Linked DNA regions of Homo sapiens: all the other regions are linked to region 3. A link is a contact called in ENCODE Hi-C or POLR2A ChIA-PET data. All regions are on one chromosome and are shown on one strand. The core of a region is the stretch at or near the end of the contact, and the rest is flanking DNA. Distances in the headings are between cores, read along the strand shown. Region 1 overlaps CHFR (checkpoint with forkhead and ring finger domains). Region 2 holds the start of CHFR (checkpoint with forkhead and ring finger domains). Region 3 holds the start of ZNF605 (zinc finger protein 605).

Region 1 (3,026 bases), core at 30-2,529, 90 kb before region 3:
ACCCCGCGTCCTGTCTGTGCTTGCTGCACTTGAAACGCTGTGGGCCACGCTGGAGCGGCCGGAACGCCACCTCTATTCCTCTGGGGCTGTCCCTGCACGGGGAGAGTCAGTGCATGCTGGATCTAGCTGTGAAGAGCCAGTGCACATCCCAGCTGTGCCCAAGGGTAGGTTTTAAGGAACCTGGAAGATACGATGAAGGGTACACAGCCCAAGAGAGCTGGTAAAACTTCAGCATTCAGGTGGCTATTCAAATCTGGCATGTTTTCTTTTCTTTTTTTTTTTGAGACCTGGTCTGTCGCCCAGGCTGGAGTGCAGTGACGCGGTATCGGCTCACTGCAACCTCCGCCTCCCAGCCTCAGGTGATCCTCCTCTCTCAGGTGAAACTCCTGTCTCAGCTTCCTGAGTAGCTGGGACTACAGGCGCCTGCCACCATGCCTGGATAATTTTTGTATTTTCAGTAGAGACGGGGTTTCACCATGTTGGCCAGGTAGGTCTCAAGCTCCTGACCTCAAGTGATTCGCCTGTCTTGGCTTCCCAAAGTGCTGGGATTACAGGTCTTTTTTTTTTTTTTTTTTTTTTTTGAGATGGGCTCTGGCTTTGTTGCCAAGGCTGGAGTGCAGTGGTGCAATCTCAGCACATTGTAACCTCTGCCTCCCAGGCTCAGGCAATCCTCCCTCCTCAGCCTTCCAAGTAGCTGGGATTACAGGCATGCACCACCACACCCGGCTAATTTTTGTATTTTTTATATTGTATTTTTTGTAAAGATACGGTTTCACCATGTTGCCCAAACTGGTCTTGAACTCCTGGGCTCAAGGGATCTGCCCACCTTAGCCTCCCAAAGTGCTGGGATTACAGGCGTGAGCCACTGTGCCCAGTGCTGAGATGCTTTCATCTTGAAGTGTTATTTTCTTTCACTCATAAATTTAAGGTTATGATGTTAAAACAAAGGTAAATCAAAGAGGCTCTGAGAAGCCGGGGTTGTGTTTAGTCTACAGGAGACAGGCTAGTAGAAACTTGTCTGTCATGGGTTTGGTCTCCGCTGTTCCTCTTATCTCCAGAAATATCAGGTGGAAACTACATAGCACTCACTCTCCACAGTCTTGCCTGCAACTTAGTGTCCCCAATTAGCACCTGAGAAGTCCTCCCAGGTGAGTCCCGAAATCACATCAGAATGTTACAACACACCAGAATGTGACAACACACCGGAATGTTAACACACCGGAATGTTACAACACACCAAATGTTACAACACACTGGAATGTTACAACACACCAACACACCGGAATGTTGGAATGTTACAACAGACCGGAACACCACACCGGAATGTTACAACACACCCTGGAACGTTACAACACACCGGGAATGTTACAACACACCAGAATGTTACAACACAGCATGTAACACCAAATGTTACAACACACTGGAATGTTACAACACACCGGATGTTACAACACACCGCGATTGTTACAACACACCAGAATGTTACAACACACCAGAAAGTTACAACACACCAGAAAGTTACAACACACCGCGTAACACCAAATGTTACAACACACCGGAATGTTACAACACACCAGAATGTTACAGGAATGTTACAACACACCAGAATGTTACAACACATTGGAATGTTACAGGAATGTTACAACACACTGGAATGTTACAACACATCTGGATGTTACTCTTCAGATGGCTGGGATGTCATCCATCAGACTGAGGTATGCTTTTAGAACACTCTGCTCCTGGTGACCAGCCTGGCCAACAACGTCTCTACTAAAAATACAAAAATTTTCTGGGCGTGGTGGTGGTGCGCGCCTGTGACCCCAGCTACTCAGGAGGCTGAGGCAGGGGAATCACTTGAACCCGGGAGGCGGAGGTTGCAGTGAGCCGAGATTGCGCCACTGCACTCCAGCCTGGGCAACAGAGCAAGACTCTGTCTCAAAAAAACAGAAAATAAAGAGCACTCTGCTGCTGAGGAGCTGGGCTCATCCAAAGGAGCCTCTGAAGAAGGAAGGAGCGGATGCAACAAGGCCTCAAGAACATCAACGAACAGGAGAGGTGTGGCTGCCCGTGTGAAGACAGAGCAACGGCATACAACGGAGTAAAAACCACATCAACAGAAGTGGAAACAGGCCCAGAGAGCGTGAGAGGTTTCTGGTTTCAAGAAGGCACACTGAGTCCCTGCACCCGATGCCGCTCCTTCCCCAAATCCCACTGGAATACACAGAGAGACATAAAAACAAGGAGTGTCCTGTAGCAGAGCAGCCAGGCTGGCTCATGAGACAGAGGGAGCAGTCTTCTGGGAGACATGGCTCTTGCTGCTGCGGATCAGCCAACAGATCCATGGAAAGCAAAGGTCCCTTCTCCGGAGGCTTCCTGGTGCCTGCCATGAATGTGTCAGTGATGTTCAGAGCTCTGGCAGCCACTGTGAAACCTCGAGGCAAAAACCTGAGCAAAAACAGCAGCGTGGAGTGCACAGAAGGCCCTGGTGACCTCAGGAGTAGCTGAGCTGAGCGGGCATTTCTGGACTTTTTATCAGGGAACCAGCTTTCCTGTCAGATCGAAACACAGCCTAATCTGAGATTCAGAGGCTCTTCTGTTCATAGGAATCTGCAGACTGCTATGGAATGTAAGAACGCGAGAGCCAAGCACTCCAGGACTAAGAATGAGCCCAGACGACACGAAGAAAGCCGTGAGACTTCACTGAAGAACAGGAAGAGCTTAACAAACAAGGAGAAACACCATTTTCCTGGGCTCTGTAAAACTGTCAATTCTCCCCAAATCAAAAATCTCAAAAAGATTTTTCTATTAAACTGGAAAAGCTAATTCAAAACATAATCTAGAATAGAGAATAGCTAAGAAAATTAAAAAAAAATAATATGTATAGCGCGATCCAATTTAGAGAATCCATATGTACACATCCTCCACGTGACAAACCCTAAAAGAAAACAGAAAACATTCCCGTCACGCTGCACCCAGATGGAATTTCTTCCCAATGACCATGGAAGAGGTAAGAGTCATGCCGTAAG
Region 2 (2,974 bases), core at 319-2,818, 69 kb before region 3:
CACAGTGGTTCACACCTGTAATCCCAGCACTTTCGGAGGCCGAAGCAGGTGAATCACTTTAGTTCAGTTGTTCAAGACCAGCCTGGGCAATATGGCGAAAGCTCATCTCTACTAAAAATACAAAAATTAGCCAGGCATGGTGGCGCACGCCTGTAGTCCCAGCTACTCCGAGGCTGAGGCGGGAGAATCACTTGAACCGGGAGGCAGAGGGTGCAGTGAGCTGAGATCACACCACTGCACCCCAGTCTGGGCCACAGAGCAAGACTCTTATCTCAAAAAAACAAACAAAAAAACAAAAAAAACCAGGTGCAAGCACATTATAAGGGGTGAAATTAACCAAAAAAAAAAAAAAAATTGCTTCCAAACAGCAAATATTTCCCATCCTCGCTCCTTTTTAGAGTATAATGTCGGAGCTAATTCATTAATTTTCAGACAAACTAAACATTTTTGTTGACAGGACCAGCGCATTTCTCTCCCCATACAAAGGCTTCAGAGGAAATCAAACAACCAGATGGTCACTTGGGAGACTGGAGGCAGTGAATGTGGAGGCTGAGGGAACTTTCTCTCACCCGTTGTATGACTTTGTTCAAGTTTTTAGCTTTCCAGGTTTATTAAATAAATAAATATTCTAGGGGCTGGGACTTGAGATCTTTTTTAATATAAGCACTACAGCTATAAATTTCCCTCTGAGTACTGCCTTGGCTGCATCCTAAATACCTTTTGGTGTATTCTATTTTTGTTTCATTTGTCTCAAAACAAGGTCCCCGTTGTAAAGACTTATTTGACCCACCGGTTGCTTTAAGAGTGTGGTGTTTCATGTCCACATATCTGTGAATTTTCCACTTTTCCTTCTATTATTTTTAATTTCGTTCCATTACAGTCAGAAAAGATACTCTGTACGGCAACGAACGTGACAATATTGCATTCTGGAGAGTATATGAACACAACTAACTTATACAGTTGTAACGAAGGCTAAATGATGTGCGTGAATCATGCGCAAGAATCGGTGGGCAGAACACCGAATAAATACCAGTTCTTACATGACATTTCACTCCACGGAAAAATCTGGAGCGCACACTGCACCGCCGCCCGTGTGGCCTGCCCGCAACCCGGTGGCTCTGCCCGGCCCCGGCCCCCGGCCCCGGCCTCAGCCCCGCACCTCGTCTCCGCCCGATGGTCCACTCCCGCTTCCTCAGGAGGACGTGCGGCTCGCCCTCCTCCGCGCCCAGACGCAGGAGCCGTCCCCAGGGCTGCGGCGGCGGCGACTGCTTGCCTTCCTCGGGCCGCTCCATCGGGATTCACATCTGCGGAGACCCCGGAAACGCCCATGGAGACTCCCGACCCCAGAGGCCGAGACTCGGCGCCCGCCCCACCCCGCGGGCCCCGGCCCGGCCGCCCGCGCCCACGCAGCCCCGCAGCCCGGCCTGGACGCCGGCGGGCGCCCCCTCCCACGGCCGCAACCAGGTCCCCCTTCGCCGCCCGCCGCAGCCCCCTCGCCAGCCGCGCTTACCCCCGCCCCGCGCCGAACCCGGAACCGGCTGCGCCGCCGCCGCTGTCAAGAGACATTGCGGCTCCCTCAGCTGATCCGCGGGGCGGGGCCAGAGGCCTCTGCGCCCCGCGATTGGCTGGCGGCGGCGCTCACCAAGAGCGGCAGCTAAAGCGGAGCCGGGAGTGGCCCGCGAGAGTAGGCGCGTGGAGGGCGCTCGGCCATCTTTGATCCTGACCAGGCGACTTCGTCGCCTGCGGATCACGGAAGTGGCTGCGGTCGGCGCCATGTTATGTTGGGGCAGAAGGGACGGGGAACTTCCGGATTGGAAGCCCCAAGGATTCTGAGAGCCCCGCTAATCTGGGGATGACTCCTAGGAGTAGAAGACGGTCCATCTTAGTTGTCACGAGGTAGTGCACGTGGGGACCCTTTCGGGTACAGTTGCACACAGTGGATCACACAGATCCGAAGTCTGAGGCACAGGGCGCGGTCCGCGAGTGGGAGCGGCTGCTTGTGGGCAGGGTGGACGCGGGGCCACGTCTTGGCCGGCGTTTTGCGGGGTCTTCCTGTTCTGAACGCGCGTAACTTTTGCCTCAGTATCTCACTTCTTGGAATCCGGCGGCGTTCACGTGTGTGCTCCAGAGAAGGGCGCCAGAGGGTATTCCCTGAAAGTGAAAGGTCGGCGAAAGAGGAGTAAAGACGGCGAGACGCGTCCACGCAGGGGGAGTCTGTGCGGTTTGGAGGAACGCGCCAATGTCTGCACTCATGAGGAGCCCCCAAGGGCGGTTTTAAGAGGGTGAAGCAGGACCGGGCGCAGTGACTTACGCCTGTAATCTAAGTGCTTTGGAAGGCCTAGGCAGGAGGATCTCGAGCCCAGGAGTTCGAGATTAGCCTGAGACCTCATCGCTACCAAAATAAATAAAGTAGGCATCCATTTGTGTAAAACAAACCATATATACACACATATATACATATATAAACATTTGTATATATAGGTATAGGCATAGTTATCTATACCTTGTAAACCAAAAATAAAATTGTAAGCCTCCCCAACCAACTGAATGAACTGAGTCTCTCAACGCCAAAGTTAATCTGAAAAACCAGTTCAGTCCCTGATGGGAAGCAGGGTTTGGATATGTCCCATTATACTGTCCTCCCTTTGGAATTCAGGTATAACTGACCAGCGTCGACGTTAAAACAGACAACTTAAGGCTGACCAAACGGTCTGTAGCATTAAGATACATCACATGACAAATAGCAGGCCCTGGAAGAAAACGAAGTATTTTACCCTGACATGTATTTATTTAACATAGTTTTACGTAGCCCTGCAAAACTGTCTCCTGGGGGAAATCTACTTTGTAGAGAATCTCCTTCCTTTTCCACATCTTTTCCTGATCCAGGAGAGAATGTAAGACTCTGGCACCTTTTTAACTCTGATAAGAAAAGTTTACCATCTATTCTCTCTGAAGCCTGCTGCCTGGAGCGGCA
Region 3 (2,942 bases), core at 413-2,912:
TTATCCCCGGGGCCCCCAAGCATTCGCCCCCATGACACCCCATTCTCTAATCCACTCCATGCTGGAGCATTCACTGACATTCCCACAGGCCCTCCCAAACACCACCTGGAAAGGGATTGTGGGGCTCTGCACAAATGCCGATCCCGCAGGCCCCTCCAATGACGCCAAGTATGACCCCCGTTGTCCACGCACTCACAACTTGCAACAGGTCCACCATTAACTTACATCCAGACTCCCTTGTCACAAATACACAGCGCCATTCCTAATGCTTCCATCATAAGATCCCCAAACACAAGCACAGAAACAAACCCCAGCCACTCGCCAGCATAGGCCACCCCATACTCGCCTCCGCTATTGGAGACAGGGGTTGAAAGAGCAACCACTGTTATTCAGCTGTCAAATAAAACATACAACTGGACAGAGCAAAGAAAGACGGTTCCAAAGGGTTATTGGAAGTGGGGAAAAAAAGACGCGGAAGAGGGTTGGGAAGGGGAAGGAGAACGGGCTTCTGGGAAGAACCGTGAAGCCACGAGACTCACGTGCATCTCTGCAAGGCAAAAAGGGTTTTTCTTTCACAGAGAGGTGTGAACAAGGTTAGCAAAGACCAGGCCTGGCCAAGCGAGGTGGAAGTGCGGGCGACCAGACAGCAGAGCGGGGAAAGCTTGACCCTGAGCCAGCCTGTTCTCAGGCGAGGCTGCGTGTTGGCTCAGGCTGGGGATGGGCCAAAGCTCAAGAAAATGGGGAAAGGAAAGAAGCTTAGCTAAAGTTTGCTTAAGGAGCATTTTGCTCCGACCGCTCGGTGGAGTTCAGCCAGTCACCGATGAGGCAAGCGACGGCAACGTGGCAGGTCTGTGTGAACAAGGGGCATCCTGGAGGCTGACCAAAGTCATATAGGGAACGGGAGATCTTTGCAGTGAGCCATTTGCTGGAACCCAAAAGGGTGGGAAATTCCTCAACCTTCGCTGTTTTCCAGGAGCACAGGGCTCTGGTGAAATCCAACACTGTCACAGCCGGCAGGCTTTCCAGTGAATGGAACCCACACAAGCAAGCCCCTAAGCCCTCCAACGCAGGCCCCCGCAGAAGCCTCATCATTCACCCCGCTGGCCTCCAATGCTCACCCAAAGGCATCCAAATCATTCATCAGCAGAGTCCTAATCGCTGCAGACAAATCCTCCACACGGCCTCCCAGGGGCCCCTCTCCCCTGGGGCCAAGGGCAACCTCGCGTCCCCTTGCCCCGCCCGTGCTGCACCCCAAGTCTACAGCGACCTCCATAGGCCCCCAGTGAATCGCCCAGCTGACCCCAAATCTCCCCCGACACCCACATTCAGCGCCCCGCCGCCGCCCGCCCTACAGCCCCCACCCCACCCTCTGCCTCCCACCCCCGCGCGCCCCCAGAGCCCCCGCCTGAGGCCCGCCTTCCGCGCATGCGCCCAGGCCGGTCCGCAGGCCTTTCTCGCCCCAGCCGGCAGCCAGCTCGTTCGCGCTGGGGTCACCGCGAGCCGGTCCGCAGCGGGGTCACCGCGATCCCCGGCGCAGACACAGAGGCCGCCCCCAGCCCCGCCGCCTCGTGGTCCCGCCCCCGCTGCACGCTCCCTTACCCCTCGGACCTCGCAGGGCCGCGGCGGACACGGCCCGATCGGGGACGTGAACGCGCAGAACTACATTTCCCAGCGTCCCGCTCGCGCTGGAACTACACTTCCCGGGGGGCTCGGCGGTGCACCCGCCGGGGTCGCGGATTGGAGGTTTCCGGTTGGAAAAGCCCCTTGGCGGCTAACTGGGGAGGACTGGAAGAAATCTAGGATGGAGCCAGCACTGCTGGCCCAACATGTCTGTGAGAGAACCTAAAGGCGCCTCCAGGAGGAAGCGTCTGCATCTTTTCCTTGTTTTTTTTTTTTTTTTTTTTGGAGGCAGGGTCTCGCTCTGTCACCCAGTGGGGAGTGCAGTGGTGCCATGAACGCTCATTGCAGCCTCAGGCTGGTCTCCGACTCCTGGGTTCAAATGATCCTCCTGCCCCAGCCTCCCAAAATGCTGGAATTACAGGCATGAGTCACTGCGTCCGGCTGCTTTTCCATTTTTCATCGTAGCTGTAAGTAATATCGGTAAATGTTAGTGTTACGTGCGTCCGTATAGGAGACCACCTGAGCAGGCTAAGTGTGAGCAACACGCCTGTTTATTCACTTGGGTGCAAGTGGGCTGAGTCTGAGAAAGGAGTCAGCGGAGGGTGGTGGGCTTGTCATTGGTTCTTATAGCTTTGGGATAGGATAGGCGGTGGAGTCAGCAGCAATTTTTTTTTTTTTTTTTTTTTTTGAGACAGAGTCTCACTCTGTCGCCGAGGCTGGAGTGCAGTGGCGCGATCTCGGCTCACTGCAAGCTCCGCCTCCCGGGTTCACGCCATTCTCCTGCCTCATCCTCCTGAGTAGCTGGGACTACAGGCACCCGCCACCACGCCCGGCTAATTTTTTTGTATTTTTAGTAGAGACGGGGTTTCACTGTGTTAGCCAGGATGGTCTTGATCTCCTGACCTCGTGATCCGCCCTCCTCGGCCTCCCAAAGTGCTGGGATTACGGGCGTGAGCCACCGCGCCCGGCCTCAGCAGCAATTTTTTGCGGGCAGGGGAGGATGTTACAAAGTACATTCACAAGGGCGGGGAGGGTGTATTGTCACAAGGGCGGAGAGGAATGTTACAAAGTACATTCACAAGGACCGGGAATATTACAAAGTACATTATCACAAGGGTGGGGGAATGTCACGATGGCTTGACCATGGTGCGGCCAGCTCAGAGGACCTTACATTTAGTACATCCAATCCAGCAGTATTGACAAAAGGAATGAAAATAGATGATAGGGTTGGGCGCGGTGGCTCACGGCTGTAATCCCAGCACTTTGGGAGGCTGAGGTGGGCGGATCACCAGGTCAGGAGATTGAGACCATCCTGGCCAACA

The links. Hi-C counts contacts between places; a loop is a spot of excess contacts on that map. ChIA-PET counts read pairs that join two places held with the same protein, here RNA polymerase II (POLR2A). Pooled maps may share reads with other maps.
Region 1: POLR2A ChIA-PET joins it to region 3 with 18 read pairs in activated T-cell. The contact joins the enhancer-like site here to the promoter of ZNF605 in region 3. A Hi-C loop is called at or near these places in 1 of 50 pooled maps. POLR2A ChIA-PET finds 5 or more read pairs at or near these places in 4 of 52 experiments (Panc1, activated CD8-positive, alpha-beta T cell, activated T-cell and 1 more).
Region 2: a map of PC-9 shows a loop between it and region 3 (17-fold over the local background). The contact joins the promoter of CHFR here to the promoter of ZNF605 in region 3. A Hi-C loop is called at or near these places in 13 of 168 maps with a recorded cell type or tissue (CD8-positive, alpha-beta T cell, PC-9, ascending aorta and 7 more), 22 of 37 single-sample maps with no recorded cell type and 28 of 50 pooled maps. POLR2A ChIA-PET finds 5 or more read pairs at or near these places in 2 of 52 experiments (BJ and GM12878).

Annotation. Positions count from the first base shown.
Region 1 is chr12:132,865,097-132,868,122 of GRCh38, forward strand. The region is part of intron 6 of CHFR (checkpoint with forkhead and ring finger domains); the gene reads right to left. Among named protein-coding and RNA genes, the nearest start is that of CHFR, 21 kb to the right of the region's middle. Within about 2 kb of position 1,280, at least 3 of the 41 ENCODE cell types and tissues checked have a DNase peak (open chromatin) inside an H3K27ac peak, as active enhancers do.
Region 2 is chr12:132,886,037-132,889,010 of GRCh38, forward strand. It overlaps CHFR (checkpoint with forkhead and ring finger domains), which reads right to left and starts at 1,569. Exons shown (of 18, transcript NM_001161346.2): 1 at 1,511-1,569; 2 at 1,160-1,304. The coding sequence starts at 1,292. It overlaps CHFR-DT (CHFR divergent transcript), which reads left to right and starts at 1,806. Exons shown (of 2, transcript NR_110919.1): 1 at 1,806-1,896; 2 at 2,084-2,535. RefSeq lists a silencer at 1,426-1,545 and enhancers at 1,616-2,025, 2,362-2,974.
Region 3 is chr12:132,954,644-132,957,585 of GRCh38, forward strand. It overlaps ZNF605 (zinc finger protein 605), which reads right to left and starts at 1,663. Exons shown (of 5, transcript NM_183238.4): 1 at 1,600-1,663. LOC124903064 (a long non-coding RNA gene) reads left to right here and starts at 1,906. Exons shown (of 2, transcript XR_007063552.1): 1 at 1,906-2,087. RefSeq lists enhancers at 381-1,211, 640-934, 1,212-2,040, 1,794-1,873 and a silencer at 1,294-1,633.